2 separate regions of the Mus musculus genome follow, and region 1 is linked to region 2. A link is a loop called in an ENCODE intact Hi-C map of the cell type or tissue named here. Cell type or tissue: left cerebral cortex. All regions are shown on one strand.

Region 1 (8,000 bases), 720 kb before region 2:
GAGGCCACAGTGCAAAGCTTTAGTGTAGACATTTTCCCAAAACACCTCGCCTAGGCCCCTTAAACGGAGGCAGCTCTGCTTTGTTCTGTTCCTGGGTTATGGCTAGGACGGTTTTTGCAGGAGGGGTTTAAAACACATCTAGAAAGTCAATGTAGATCAATTAACCTGTAACTGTCCATCAAGCTAACTCGGGTATTCTGGGTTGCTCTTTTGGTTTTGAGATAGGCTATATGTTTGTAGTACAGTGTGAGTTCCGGCCAACCTTGGCTAACCTACTTGTGGGTAACATACTTGTGAGATAGTTTATGGGTCTGGGCTTTCCCAAAGATTTCCTTGAACTGATGAGCTGGGCCCAGGAGACATCCCCATTACTGAGAAAGATGAGGGGACAGAGCTCAGACCCTAATAACTGTTTTATATATGTGTGTGTGTGTGTATTTTTTTTTTTTTTTTGAGATAGAATCTCATGTAACCCAGGCTGGCCTCAAAATTTCTATCTGGCTAAGGGTAACCTGGGGTTTCTGATCTTTCTGCTTCCACCTCCGATGTGCTGGGATTTACAGTCATGTGTCCCCATGGCACCTTCTGGTTCTTTAATGGTGAGAAAGAAGCCTCAGTTTTCCGGCTCATCAATGGGAACAAGCAGATGACAGAATATCGTGGGACTCCTTGGGGGTATGAGCAGTTAGGGTGTAGGAGGTTGGGTGCAGCCTCTGTGGGCTTGCACGTGAGGAAGACAGAGATGTCTCCAGCTTCCACTGGGCCAGCAAGGAGAGCAATGTGTGGAATACAGGTGGATCATGCATGGTGCCTTCCAGGAGGAGAGCCTGACCTTTCTGCTTCCTCCCCTGGAAGGATGTGATGGCTTCATTATGGGGCTGGCTCTTTGCCAGCCTCACCACATCCCCTCTGGCAGACCTGGCAGGTGACCACCTGTCTTCTGGAGAGATGGAGGACCCTGTGCCCTGTTAGCAGATGAGGTAACTAAGGTAATTAAGTGGAGGGGAAGGTGGAGACCAATTCCAGGTGTCCCCAGCTCAGATGCCAGAATGTTCTGTATGCTGTCACCTCTCTCTGTCCTACTCTATCCCCTGCCACCTCCCTCCCACCCCCCCAGCCACCATGACCTCTGCTCTCTGGCTTCCTGAGTTCTGTGGGGCCTCCTGGGAAGACTCTTTCCAAGCGTGTGTGCGTCCTGTGGCTACAATTAATCATGGAATCATTAAGAAGCCATCTTCCTGGTTGGTGGCACCATCTTCCATCTTTCGGCCCTCACATTCTGGTGCCCCTCGGTACCTTCCTCTTGAGGCTGCCTGAGGGTGGATACTACACAAGCCAACCAAACATGGCCCCATCCTCCAACAGAGCGCACCTGACTCTCCCTCTGCTTTTTTGGGGTGGGGTGGGTGTTTCCTGGTTTCTCTGCCGGGAGCTGTGGGTCCCTTTGTGATCCCCCCTAGAAACTGCTGCCCGCGAGCTCCTGAGGCTTACCCCTAGCGAGAGTGGTCCCATCTGAACCAGCAGGACAGCTGAGGTTCTTCACGAAGCCCTTGCTTCTGAGCTTGCCAGCTCTGCCACTGTGGCCATGGCCCAGAACCCTCCGCACTGAATGGGCCGACTGGTATTTCTTCCTCACTTGGGAGCCCTGGGGACACCCTCATTCTCAGTGTTCCCCTGAAGCAGACACAATGGTTGCGGGTTGGGTGAGTCTTCCTTGTTCTATTGCTAAGCCTGCTTCCTGGAGAAGGAGCCAGAGTGTCTCCTGCTCCCTTCCGGATTCAGGGCTCTCCTCTTCCTTCTCCTGCCCTGGTGGCTTTTGGGATGAACTAGATCGTGGCCATGTTCTCCAAGGACATGTCTTCTCTTGCATCCCCCTCTCTGTTTCCCAGGTAAGATTATCAACTCAACATGGCAGCATCGCTGTGACACCTACTGTTTACTCTCTGCTTCATGGGGGTTGGGGAAATAGCTCGTCCGGGGAAGTGCTACCTGCACAAGCTTGGAGTTTCAATTCCCAGAACCCATGGATGCAAAGCCAGGCATGTCTGTAAACCCCAGCTCTGGGGAGGCAGAAACAAGTGGATCCCTGGGACTGTGTGACTGGGCAGCTTAGCCTACTTGTCAAGGTCCTGGCCACTGAGAGACCCTTCTCAAAAAACCAAAAACAAACAAACAAACAAAAAAAAACAAGGTATACAGTTGCTCTCCCCTGTCTTCCATAGTTTCTCTGTCACACACACTTTACACAAATACCCTATCTTCTGGAGTTTCATTTGCCCTGTGGACGTTCCATGACAATAGCGGAGCTGTCAGGAAACCTGGAGATAGGTCCAGACATGAGAGTGGGGAGCACAGGAGCCTCTGTTTGTCCTCGCCCACGCGATTAATATGATGATGCCCTCTGGGGCCAGGGGCTAGTGGCGGTGATGAGTGGGGTCTTGTGTTGGAGGCAGGGGTTCTAAGCATAAGATTTTTGGCTTGAACAACTGGAGAGAGAGGGTTTCAGGGGATAGGAGCCTGCTGGAGGTTTAAGCTACGGTTAAGCTCCAAGGGTGAGTGGGACAGTTGAGTCTGTATTCCTGGGCCCTTGGGCTATGACTTAGAGGTGTTGGTAGGCATGAAAATGAAAAGTTTTAGCATTAGATGAGCTTTGAAAAGACCTACAGAGCCTGCTCAGCGTGGAGCAGTAGGGGCTTCTCTGCCAAGGGCGAAGGGCGGATGAGGGAGGAAATAGTGGCTGGTGCCTTGGAACACCAAGGAGAGGAGGGAAGATGGAAGCTGGGGTCTTAAGGAGGCATAAAGAGTCGCAGGAGTACGGGTTGGGTTATCTCAGAGAAGGCTCTGCAGACCACCAGAGAGAAGGGCCATTTCACTCGTGGGCAGGAGGGAGCTGTTGATGGTGAGGATAATTTGACAGACATGACCGCTTAGGCCCAGTGATTAAATGAATGAGAAGAGCTGAAGTGGAAACTAGGCTTCCATATGGGCCTGTTTTGGGGTTCGCCTTGGACTTTAGATTCTTTTTTGGTTAAGCGGGGTGAAAATATTAAGAACCCACCCAATAGAACACGTCTGTGAAGTCTAGGTGCCATAACCTGTCATTCCCATTATGACCACTAGGTGGCAGCCAGTGCTCGGTTGCCCTGGCACCAGCCCTCCTATGATCCGAACAGGATTTGGAGAGCAGGGACTGGGTTTAGGACTGGCCCATCCCAGCCTACAGTTTTGATAGGGAATCTTCTCTTTATCCTTCCACTACTTCCTTGGAGGCTCCAGGGCCATGTTCCCAAGGGGTGACATCTACTGCTGGCTACACGGGGCTTCTTTCTGACGTAGCTCTCTGCCAGGCGCAGAGTACAGGAGACGTACGCACAGCGTTGCTAGAGGTGGCAAATAAACGCAGCATTTGGGACACAAACACACTCCATATTGTTCTTCGTAAATCTGAAATTAAAACTCATCTAGCCATCCTGTTGCAGTGGTATGAGTGACTGTCACTCCCTTGTACCCAGTGGCGTGCCAAGGCTTGAGGGCTGACAAGGTCATCCCATGGTCACCTGCCCTGCTTGTCTGTCTGTCCATCCTTCATGAGGATGAGCCAGAACTGAGGACACAGAGACCCCTAACCACTGCTCTCTCCTGATTCCATCTTTCCAGGTCCAGCCCGTCCGGCTTCTCTGAAGCCTTTGCAGAACCCAGTGGCAGAGCTGGCTGTAGTTTACCTTCCCAGCCTACCCTGGAAGAGAGGAACTCACCTGCACAGAGACACTGTCTGTCTCCTTCCCAACTAAAGAGCATGTGATTTCAGACCCGGAAGGCCAGCTCTGGGGTGCTCCCTAAAGGCCCATTCTCTTTTCTCACTGGCAGACACCAGGTGTGGAGACTGAGTCCCAGAGAGGGACAGTAAACAGTCTGCAGACACACAGCATCCTGCTCCAGATCTGACCAGTTTCCCTGCATCCTTTAGGTTCTGACTCAACCTTGGCTCCTGAGCAATGTGTAGTACCTTCTGTCCCCCCGGAGGTCCTCTTAACAAGCCCCAAACCAGGCCATTTGCAGTGATTCCCTCCCTGGGTCCTTGACGACGGAGCCTTGTCCACCCCGCTCTACTCGAGAGAAGATTCATGAGGCAGGTGAGTTGGTTTAAAGGGACCCGGAGTCTTTTTATCACCTTGATGGCCTCCGTGGATTTTGTCTCAGGGAGTATCCGAGAGACTTTAATTAAATCAGGAGCTCGGCCCCCACTGGTGTGCCTGCTGCTTATCAGTTTCTTTAGGCCCTGATTCATTACCCAGGATTATTTTTTTTCATCCCTGAAATAATCTTTAAAGGCCTTCTATCAGGGAGATTAAAGCCATAAGTCACACATGTCCTCGTGGACGCTTTGTTTTCTCTGCCCACGGGCAGCATGAAGCCACCCGAGGGCCCGTGCTCTGGTGCCATCCCGGGGTGGGGCGTCCAGCTGCATGGAGGATTGGTAGAGCTGAGGGTGCTGGGCTGGCTGGCGTGGGCAGGAGCGGATGAGAGAGAGAGATGCCCTGCTTTATGAATTGTCTTCCTTTCTTTAACACTCATGTGTCACCTTTGTCTGGCCTTTCCCTCTTCTGGGCTGACCAGAGCAAAACAAATGAGGTGTCTTCGGGAGCAGAGACAGGTGACCGGGGACTTCATCTTCCTTCCTTTCTTGTTTCTTTGTCTGAAGTTAGAGAAGCAAGGTTCTTTTCTGATGGTAGCAGCCCTGATCCCACTTTCAACTGTGGATCTCCCCTAAGGCAGCTACCTTTGAGGCCTAGAGGTCTCATCCACCCCTTCCTTGTCCCCCTGGGCCCTTGGCAAGGAATGAACCCTTGAGTTTGATCTCTAATGGGGACCAGGGACACCACAGGTATGGAGAGAGAGGGCAGGCTTCCTGGAGAGGTGATGATGGAGACTTGGGAAGCTTGCATCTGGTTCCAGGAAGGGGAACAAAGTGGATCCTAAGTACCAGACCTCAAGTTCTGCCTTGTCTCTCTGGGGGAAGTGAGGGCGTGGAGGAGGGCCTCTAGCCTTAACAGATCCTTTCATCCCAAAGGAGGCCTGTGATCCCTGCTGAGTTCCTACGGTGCTGACCACATGGCAGGGGTCCCCTGTCTGTCCTCACTGGTGACAGGTGGTTGCAGTGACCCTGATGTCCCTTTGACAGTGGCTGCTGTGTAGGTGGAGGTTGGGTATTGGGTGGAGTTTAGGGACATCTCAGAGAAAGGTCCCAGGTGAGTCTGAGCAGGGACTTTTGTACCTTGACAGGAGTCACAGACAGCCTTGGGACTCCTTGTGTGGATATACAGAGCTGGGTTAAGGGATCCAGGAACTGGGGAACAGTGTGAACCCCTTGCTCTGAGCACAGGAGATATGTCTGACCCTCTGTACCGAATACTTCTTCTTCTTCTCCTCCTCCTCCTCCTCCCCCCTCCTCCCCTCCTCCTCCTTCTCCTCCTCCTCTTCTTCTCCTCCTCCCCCTCCCCTCCTTCTCCTCCTCCTCCTCTTCTTCTTCTTTTCCTCCTCCTCCTCTTCTTCTTCTCCTCCTCCCCCTCCCCTCCTCCTCCTCCTCCTCTTCTTCTTCTTCTCCTCCTCCTCCTCCCCTCCTCCTCCTCCTCCCCCTCCTCCCTCCTCCTCCTCCTCCCTCCTCCTCCTCCTCTCACCTACCCCCCTCCTCCTCCTCTTCTTCTTCTTTGTTTTTTATTTTTTAAAGATTTATTTATTTACATATATGAGTGCACTATTGCTCTCTTCAGACACATCAGAAGAGGGCGTCAGATCCCATTACAGATGATTGTGAGCCACCATGTGGTTGCTGGGAATTGAACTCAGGACCTCTGGAAGAGCAGTCAGTGATCTTAACCACTGAGCCATCTCTCTAGCCTGTACCGAATACTTCTATTCCTTGTTCTCTCTGACCTCCAGGTCCCTCTATGTTCTGTCCCTATGCCTTCCTGGACTCCACGGTCACCTGTTTCTATCATCATATCCTATGGCTCAGCAGAGTTGGGACCCTTGGTCACAAGTTTGTATCTGGGCTCTCTCACCCCAGGTTCCCTACAGAGTCCATTTCATGGTGACTGGCTGGGGTCGGCTCCTCTGAGGTAGGCTGGTGAGCCTCTTCCGACCCAGCCTAGAACAGACTTTCAGTGAGTGTTTACTGAGGGAATTAGGCTGAGGGAGCAGCATGGGATCTTAGGGGAACTTTGGAGACATGGAAGTCCTAAGAGGGATGTTTAAGTCCCTGGTGACCCTGCATTTCACAGCCTAGGCACAAGACTCATCCCCTGGCTTGCTTTGGCCTGGCCACTGCGGGTTCATGACCCCCAGGACTGGTGCTAACAGGTCAGGGTGCTGGAAAAGAATCAAATCTGTCAACCTAGCCACGAGGAGACATGTGTGGATACATCATGAGCACATGGGAGAGCTCTCATCTTCCTGGGGTAGGGTGTGGCTGCCGTTGTGTGGGTGCAGACTGTGATCTCCCCAATGCATCCTGGGGGTGGACGGTCATCAATAACTTTGCTTTGTAAGCCGAAACTCAGAAATATCGGCATAAGCTTTCAAATCCAGGACAGCCCAATTTTCAATACCTGTATTAGTGTGCTCTGTGCATGGGCACGCGCTTGTAAGACCCTGGGACGTTATTAGACAGTGGTCGAGTTTCAGGAGCTGTAGGGTGATCTGTGGTTTCTGCAGGAGTTTGGAGTGACAGCCGACCATGGAGAGGCAATTAGCTCATGATCCCCGAAGGCAAAGGCCTTTGCCTATGCAATAATAACTCCTCCGGTGCCCACTGTGCACAGCATGCTCGGTGATGACTGTGTTGTTCACGACAATCTCGTCTTCTAGTGGCCACAGTCCCAGTCCACAGAGGAGGGGATGAAACGACAGAGCACTCTCTCATCCGGTCCCTCCTTCCTCAGTCTCTTCTCTGTCAATCTCCTGTGATGGGGGAGGGGGGAGCCTGGGAGCCTGACTGAAGCTCTCCTGGCCTGGTGCAGGCCTGCCTCTCCCCACAGGTCTGCTGCTTACATGCAGCCCCTTATCTTTGCCGGAAGAGAGACTAACAAGGTTAAGAACCCCAGTGCCTAGCAGTGGTGATGTACACACCTTAATCCCAGCACTCAGGAGGCAGAGGCAGGCAGATCTCTGAGTCTGAGGCCAATCTGGTCAACAGAGTGAGTTCCAGGACAGCCGGGGGTACAAAGAAAAACCCTGTCTCAAAACCCTGTCCAACCAAGCCTTAAAGAAACCGTGTATGATGGCATGCACCTGTGATCATAACATTAGAGGAGACTGAGGCAGGGAGACTGGGAGATCAAGGCCAGCCTGAGCTACTCAGCAGGACCCTATCTTAAAATAAATCAAAACAAACACATTCAGGGAGATACCTGTTCAAGAGATGGGCTCCTGAGTTCCGAGTGGCCAGCCTGGACCTGGGCTTAGATGCAGACCTCTTGGGCCTGGCCTTTAGTATCTGGCCTTAGCACCTTAGTCAAGCACCTCACGGGGTCTCCTTTTTTTTTTTTTTTCCTCTGATAGAGTTGTTATAAGTGACACAAGAATTTTTTTATTTTTATTTTTACTTTATTTTATTATTATTTTATTATTATGATTTTGTTTTGTTTTGTTTTGTTTTGTTTTGTTTTGTTTTGTTTTGTTTTCAAGACAGGGTTTCTCTATGTAGTCCTGGCTGTCCTGGAACTCACTTTGTAGACCAGGCTGGCCTCGAACTCAGAAATCTGCCTGCCTCTGCCTCCTAAGTGCTGGGATTAAAGGTGCGTACCACCACTGCCTGGCTTATTTTTATCTTTTTAAAGATTTATTTATTTATTATATGTAAGTACACTGTATCTGTCTTCAGACACACCAGAAGAGGGCATCAGATCTCATAGATGGTTGTGAGGCACCATGTGGTTGCTGGGATTTGAACTCAGGACTTTCGGAAGAGCAGTCAGTGCTCTTAACTACTGAGCCATCTC
Region 2 (8,000 bases):
TCTGCCTTTGCCAAGCCTCTGCGACGTGTGCCTCACTCTGGGCTTAGACCCCAAGTACCAAAAGGAACAAAGAAAGTTCGTACTTCTATTCCAGCACTTAGGAGGCTGAGGCAGGAGGATTCCAGGCCAACCTCACATCCTTACCGATCACCAGAGCCCCAGCCCCTTCTGTGTCCTCCACAGAGGCTCCCACTTGGTCCCCCGGATCCCTTCACCCCTCACATTCTGTCTTCTTTCTCTCAAATTTCTACCCTGTCAGCCCTGAGGGGTTTTATCCAGAAAACCTCTGAACCCCAGGGGATTCAAGCCTGTTTTGTCATGAACACACTGGAAGCCCAGAGGATGCTCTTCTCCAGCTCCTGCCTTCACGTTCCGAAGATCATGAGCCACAGACATTGGCACTTGTGTCAGAGTTAGATTTCTGTTAGCCCTCCGCAGGCAGGGTCCAGGGGAGATCTGAGCCACAGGGGAAAGAAATCAGATTACCACAGGCCTGGAAGATCGCGCCCTGTGTTCAGCTGGGGGTCTGAACAGGAGCCAACCAGGGTCTCTCATCCTGTTAGCCTGCTGCCTGGTGCTCACAGGAGTGGTCGTCCTTCCTATATGTCTTTTCTCACAGGATTCCCTACCTGCACAGTCACATTGGCCACCAGGGCAGGCTGGGGAGACTAGAGACAGCTGGCTGAGATCTAGCTCTGCCCAAGGATTCCAGGTTCTTATCTCTACCAGGCAAAGAATTCAGAGATAAGACAAAGGAATTGGGAGGGGTTTCCCTCTCCATTACGTGCGTGTGCGTGTGTGTGTGTGTGTGTGTGTGTGTGTGTGTGTGTGTGTGTGTGCGCGCGTGCGTCCTCACCCTCTTCTACCTTACTCTCTGAGGCAGGGTCTCTCACTAAACCCAGAACTCGCTGAGATGCTAGCCAGCTGGTTCTGGCGATCATCTGTGTCTGCCCTCTGGGTGGGAGTTACGGGTGGGAGGATGATGGTCCTGACCTTCACATGGGTTTCTGGGAATCCAAACACCCGTCCTCATTCTTGCATGGCAAAGTGCTGCTCTAACTTCTGAGCCACGTCCCTACCCCAAGGGAGGAAGTTCCACCACTGTAAGAAAGCACGTATCAAAAGGAAATATGAACCTCTAAGGAGAGGCAAATGGCTAGTTGTGCTAGGCTTGTGGTGTTATTTGCAGACAGCAAAGGACAGGCCACAGCGCTTTCCTTTGGTTATAGTCAGTGGTGGCAGCCAGCATAGACAGTTGCGTGACACTCTGCTGTGACATGGCCCAGTGGTTGCTTTGGTTCCCCAGATACCTTGAGCTCTTTTTTCTACCTGTCTAGAACACACTTTGCAAAGTGCCTAATATCTTTATTAGTAAGTTTCTGACCACAAACGGTCAGGAAGAGTGTGTCATGGGGGAGTGGGAGGACTGCCCCATAACCCAGGGACAATGGCATATTGCTGGAATCCCAACACTTGGGACGTGGAGGCTTAAGAATAAGGAGTACAGGGCCAGCCTGGGCTATGAGAAACTCTGCCTCAAAATAGACAGAAACAAAGGTTCCCCACCCCTACGTTTTAACACAACCACCACACCTGCGTCATCCTCTGGCCAGCTGGAGGCCACAAGAGAAGCTGATTGGTCAGGAATTGCCACTTGTCCCTTATGCCCATAAAGGACCCCGATGACATATGCCTCAGCTGCTCCTGATACCCTCAGGATCGACTGGCTAGAGGGAGGGAGCTCACAGGCAGGACCTGCTAACTCGGACCTGTTCTGGTGGCTTCCAGGGGAGTTTGTGATCTCTCCTGTGGAGGGTGTGCTGAGGGTCCGGAAGGATGTCGAACTGGATAGGGAGACCATCGCCTTCTACAACCTGACCATCTGTGCCCGAGACAGGGGAGTGCCGCCACTCAGCTCCACGGTGAGTCCTGGCCTAGCTCTGTGGCATCCCTTGATGCACACTGAACACCTACAAACATGGTCTCTCTTAGCCCAGAGAAACCAGAGGTGCCTCTCAAACTTAGCCTTGAGGAATCATGGCTCTCCAGGGTACTTGCCTCATAATACCGCTCAGGGGCTGGATATCTTTCTGATTTCTGTTCCTGGTTCAGACCTGTCGCTCCCCTCTCCTTCTGCTGCTTGGCTTCTTTTCCTCCTTCATCTTCCTCTCCCTTGACAACCCCTCTCAGTGTTTTTGCTACCTTGGCTCTGTCTCTGTCCCATCCTCTCCGGTCACGTCCACCCCTGGCTCTCCCTTCCCCCCAGATGCTGGTGGGAATCCGAGTGCTGGACATCAATGACAATGACCCAGTGCTACTGAATCTTCCCATGAACGTCACCATCAGTGAGAACAGCCCTGTCTCCAGCTTTGTCGCCCACGTCCTGGCCAGCGATGCTGACAGTGGCTGCAATGCCCTCCTCACCTTCAACATCACCGCTGGCAACCGAGAGCGGGCCTTCTTCATCAATGCCACGGTAGGGTTGGATCTGCCCAGGGCTCCCAGCCCTTCCTACCGGAGGCCCATTGAGGAGCTCTGGGTTCTAGACTGGGGCAGAGACTTCTTTGTGGTCATGAAGAAACTGGACCCCAAAGCATGAGCAGCAGCAGTTCTAAAGTTAATCAGAATCCATGAGTACTAGCACACACCCAGCTCCTGGCCAGCCATTGCAAGGCTAAGCAGGAGGATTGCTGGGAGTTCACAGTTAGCCCAGAATTCCTACAAACCCTGAATCAAAAGAAGCAAGCGTAAGATGGATGCAGTATTGTATTCTATAATCCTAGCCCTTGAGACACAGCAGAGACATTAGGAGATCCGGTCATCATGGCACCATCGTTTGAGGTCAGTCCATGCTGTAAGAGACCCTGTCTTTCAAAAAAAAAGTAAAGCAACCAAGTATAATGAAAAAATCTACTCAAAATAAGTCATCTCTTGAGCCGGGCGTGGTGGCGCACGCCTTTAATCCCAGCACTCGGGAGGCAGAGGCAGGCGAATTTCTGAGTTCAAGGCCAGCCTGGTCTACAAAGTGAGTTCCAGGACAGCCAGGGATACACAGAGAAACCCTGTCTCGAACCCCCTCCCCCCACCCCAAAAAAAGTCATCTCCTAGAGCCAGACAGGTTGTGGGAATTCCAGCCAGCAAGGGAGCACCATCCGCCTTAATTAAACAACAGAGGGAGGCTTAGAAACAACTGAGTTGGTTTCTTTGGCTTGGACAATCAACCAGTCACTTGGCTATGGGCGCATTCATTAGCACAGTTGCCCTGATCCAGCGCTGCCCATGTGGATTGCGGTGCTCAGTACAGGAACTCAGTCCCAGTCAGTCAGGCCCCCTTTGGTTTTATTGAGCAGCAATTTTCTGGTATCCACCAACCACTCCCTTAATGCACCCCTCAAGCCTTCTCCTGGGCACACCCAAACTTCAAACTGTAAGATAGCTTGAGCCATACTTAAGTGCACCTGAGTTTCTCTCCTGGCCTCTTGGAGTGTCTGAAGACTGTTGACATCCAAGGTCCCTCTTTTGGGTTTGCCCAGAACTTGGTTATCACTGACTTACCATCTCCTTGGAAAGATCCTGGTGCCCTCCTTTGACCCTTATCTGTTAGGTACTTTAGGGAAGGTACTTCTAGCTGCCTAGGAACTGTGGTCAGAGCATGGGTAACTGGGGTGTGGGGGGTGGGGAGTACCTGCTCATCTAACCAGCCAGGCACATCCCAGACAGGGATTGTCACTGTCAACCGGCCCCTGGACCGAGAGCGCATCCCAGAGTACAGGCTGACTGTTTCTGTGAAGGATAACCCGGAGAACCCACGCATAGCCAGGAAGGTAAGGCTGCAAGACACTGAGGTTGGATGGGGTAAAAGAGGTGGGGAGGGGAAGAGAGAGGGAGAGGGGGTGGGGAAGCCAAGTGTGTGTGTGTATGTGTGTGTGTGTGAGAGAGAGAGAGAGAGAGAGAGTTGTAAGAGTGAGAATGGATACTCAAATACACACACACACACACACACACACACACACACACACACCTCCCCTGGTGAGCGGGTGGCAGCTTGCCACAGGCTTAGAAGCACACATCTGCCTTAGCAAGCGCTGGCTTCAGATCTCAGTTTTCCTGTCCACCAGTATGTGCTTGAGCCAATTCATTTTCTTCCCAGCCTCCCTTTTCTCTTGCATCCTTGAGTCAGTACTGAGCCTGGCCCAGGGCCAACACTCATTGGATGCCAGATGACCCCAGATGTATGTGTATGTACACACATAGGACTCAGACTTGCACTTAGAGGCCCTGAAGGGGGAGGGTGGGCTACAGTGTCCTTCGAATGTCAAACACACAGGCTCCTTACTGAAAGGCAGTGGGTGCTGCCTGACGGTCCCTTTCCGGTTGGAGTTGGTCTGTTCTTACTGCTCCTGGTGTCGGGCTAGGATCCTGTGCCTGTTTCCCCAGAGCTGCTCCGGGCCAGCTAAGTGGCCGTGTTGCCACACTGCTTTCTTAATACTTCAGTTTCCCCATCTGGACTCTGTTCTGGAACATGAGCAACTTATCAGTGGCTACACCAATGAAGGAGATACCACCCCCACCTCTGCCTACAGTCCTTTGTGAGGCCCTCATATTCTTGATAAGGCGCTTGATTTTATTGTAAAGGGATGCCAACTCGGTCAGATCCGTATCTGTTGGAATGACCGTGTGATTTCTGGCTCTGGGTCCACTTATGTGATGAATTGCATTTGTTAGTGTATACTGAACCATCTTGTCATCTCTGGAATGAAACCAACTTGATTATGCTGATCACCTGGAGGTGCCTCTTTCTTAGGCTTCCAAGAATTTTGTTGGGAATTTTTTGCATCTCTGTTCAATCAGAATGCGCTGTAGTTTGTTGTTCTTGAACAGGGTTAGGGTTCTCTGTTGACACAGAAAGCAGTCCCAGTGACAGCCATCTCAGGGAGCCCTTTCTTATATGATCCCTACTGTCTTAGTTAGGGTTTTACTGCTGTGAACAGACACCATGACCAAGGCAACATTTAATTGGGGCTGGCTTACAGGTTCAGAGGTTCAGTCCATTATCATCAAGGTGGGAGCATGGCAGCATCCAGGCAGGCATGGTGCAGGAGGAGCTGAGAGTTCTACATCTTCACCTGAAGGCTGCTAGCAGAAGTCTGACTTCCAGGCAGCTAGGATGAGGGTCTTAAGCCCAAGCCCATAGTGACACACCTACTCCAATAGGACCACCCCTCCTAATAGTGCCACTCCCTGGGACAAGCATATTCACACATTATGCCTACTGTGACTTCTATACATTTCACAGAAGTGCTGAAGGTTGATCTGCAGTATCCACAGTGTCTGTGGCACTGGTGGCAATTGTATTAACTGTGGTGAGGGGAGTTGGTTGGACCAGTAAACAGGTAGACCTCAGGGACAGGAGAATCAGCTGGCAGAGTGATAAAATATTCCTCTTCCCTCCATTTCCCTAAATATAATGAATCACTTGTCTGATGAGGCTTCTATGGTGCTGTCTTACCCCAAAGTGCATCCTGGGGCTTTGAAGCACAGGGTACCATCTCTGTGTCCCCATCTGAGGACTGCAGAGTCATATTTAGGGGCCCTAGCTTTGTATGAGAGTATGGGTGAACTTGGGCTAACATCAATCAGACATGAAGGTCTGAAAGCCAGGACTCACCTTCCAACCTGAAATCCCCCATCCGTAGGCAGCGTGGTGTGGCTAAGTACCCTTCTCACCACATAACACTCCCATAAAAGACTTAAGATTCTTGTTGATGGGGGCTGGAGAGATGGCTCAGTGGTTAAGAGCACTAACTGTTCTCCCGAAGGTCCTGAGTTCAAATCCCAGCAACCACATGGTAGCTCACAACTACCTGTAATGAGATCTGACACCCTCTTCTGGAGTGTCTGAAGACAGCCACAGTGTACTTACATATAATAAATAAATAAATCTTTAAAACACACACACACACACACACAAACAGTTCTTTTTGATGAAGGAAGGTGGAGATAGGCCAGTCTGGGCATTGTATCTTAAGAAGATCACCCAGTGATCACCAGCAAGATGGCACTTGATCTCCCGATCCTGCTTTCAGTCCCCATCTCTGAGCATGGTCCCCTTCAGTAGAACAGCATCCAGCCTTCTCACTCTTCTGCCCACCACAGGACTTTGACTTACTGCTGGTATCTCTGGCTGATGAAAACGACAACCACCCCCTCTTCACTGAGGGCACGTACCAGGCCGAGGTGATGGAGAACTCTCCTGCTGGTAGGTGCTCCTAGTATCCGGGCAGACACACTGGGGCCTCAGGTGCCAGGGATACACTTTGTGACCAGTGGCATAGCTGGACATAGAACCCAGCGGTACAGAGGGGTGGGTGCAGCTCTGAGTCTTGGGGGCTAGGGCTGCTGCAGAGGCCACAGGTCTGTTTAGGAGAGATAAGAGTAGCCACTGATATTGATCAGCCTGGGGTGATCTGAAAGCAGCCCCACTCTAACCTCAAGAGAGGAATTCAAGGTAAAAAGAGTTCCCAGGACACAGATGAACCCATCTTCCTTGCCCTGCAGCCCTGTAGGGTAGAACTCCTGGGACCTGCCATTAGAAGAAGGGCTCAAGCATCCCACTCAGGCAGCCTAGTCATTGCCCCTACACAGCACTGATTGACCTCACCTCCCTTTGATGCCTGTTGGAGGTCCTCACACCCCTCTCTGCCCCCACCCAGAGTCCCCAGACATTGATTTTTTTGACTCAGAAAGAGACAAAGCCAGATAGTACTGTCTCTGGGTGGATGTCACCGCTGTGTGGATTTGACTTTGAAATCTGCTGGTGTGCCCATCGGTGCATTCACCAACCGGTACACTGCCGCATCAAGGGGGATGTGTGGAGTTACATGTGTGCACAGACACATGTAGGCACGTGGTCGGCCCTATGACATATTTCCTGCACTGGCAAGCTGTGCCTACCAACAGAGACAGACACACAGACAAGGGCACAGCCGGAGGATCCTAAACTGGAACGTGCCCCATGTGCATGCAGTTGCTACCATGTGATCTCAGGTGCCCACACGCATACACGAGTGTGTATATATAGCCATGTACAGTCAGACCTTATAATAGAGCAATGTCTACATGCATATGGACAGACAAGACACACACACATGGTGGGATGCCAGGGAGCCCCCTAGATCCTCCAGTGGAGTGGCCAGCCTCAAAGGCTGCTGGGAAGCAGGCATAGCTCCAGGCAGGCCAGAGGGGCTCGCTCACCGCTCTTGTGTTTTCTCCCCAGCAGAGCTTTGAGGCCACTCCCAGGCATCTGCATTCAGTCTGTCAAGGCTGCCGCAGGCCCACCCCAGGGCCTCCCTACCCCTCCCTGCCTACCTCCCCGCCTTCCCCCTCTCATCCATCGTCAGCCATGGTCATGGGGACACGGACGGGGAGGGGGGAGGGTGGGGACCAGGCTGGCCCGTGGTGACTCCTCTCCTCTGGCTCAGGGACACCCCTCACAGTGCTCAATGGGCCTATCCTGGCCCTGGACGCTGATGAAGATGTGTACGCCGTAGTCACGTATCAGCTCCTGGGCACCCACAGTGACCTCTTTGTTATCGACAACAGCACAGGTGAGGGCTGTGCAGCAGCTTAAAGGCTAATTCCGTCGTGGGACTGGCCCAGGCTTGGGTCTAGGGTGGTGGTTCTCAACCTGTGGGTTGAGACCCCTTTGGGCATTGAATGATCCTTTCACAGGGGTCACATATTAGATATCCTGCCATATCAGATATTTATGTCATGATTTATAGCGGTAGTAAAATTACAGTTATAAAGTAGCAATGAAAATCATTTTACGGTTGGGGGGTGTCATCACACCATGGGGAACTGTGTTAGGTTGCAGCGTTAGGAAGGTTGAAAACCACTGTTCTAGGGTTCATCTTTAGCATGGGCCCAGGTTCTTCCAGAACCCTTTTGCCCATAGCCCACAGACCACATTGTAACTGGATTAGGCCCCCAGAGCCTCA

What was found. Peaks named below come from ENCODE experiments on the same cell type or tissue, not always from the same donor. Only the 100,000 strongest peaks of a DNase experiment are listed, where the experiment ranks them.
Region 1: it touches region 2 in a loop (2.2-fold over the local background); 5 of 42 quality-filtered maps call a loop at or near these places.

The regions. Positions count from the first base shown.
Region 1 is chr10:61,047,558-61,055,557 of GRCm38, reverse strand. No RefSeq gene overlaps it. Among named protein-coding and RNA genes, the nearest start is that of Gm20611, 20 kb to the right of the region's middle. In left cerebral cortex, a CTCF peak has its summit at 3,113 (motif pointing right); a DNase peak (open chromatin) is centred at 3,128.
Region 2 is chr10:60,325,630-60,333,629 of GRCm38, reverse strand. It overlaps Cdh23 (cadherin 23 (otocadherin)), which reads left to right. Exons shown (of 71, transcript NM_023370.3): 43 at 1,789-1,922; 44 at 2,267-2,476; 45 at 3,717-3,824; 46 at 6,157-6,259; 47 at 7,482-7,607. Among named protein-coding and RNA genes, the nearest start is that of Vsir, 17 kb to the left of the region's middle. In left cerebral cortex, no CTCF peak of the experiment used is centred here; a DNase peak (open chromatin) is centred at 4,070.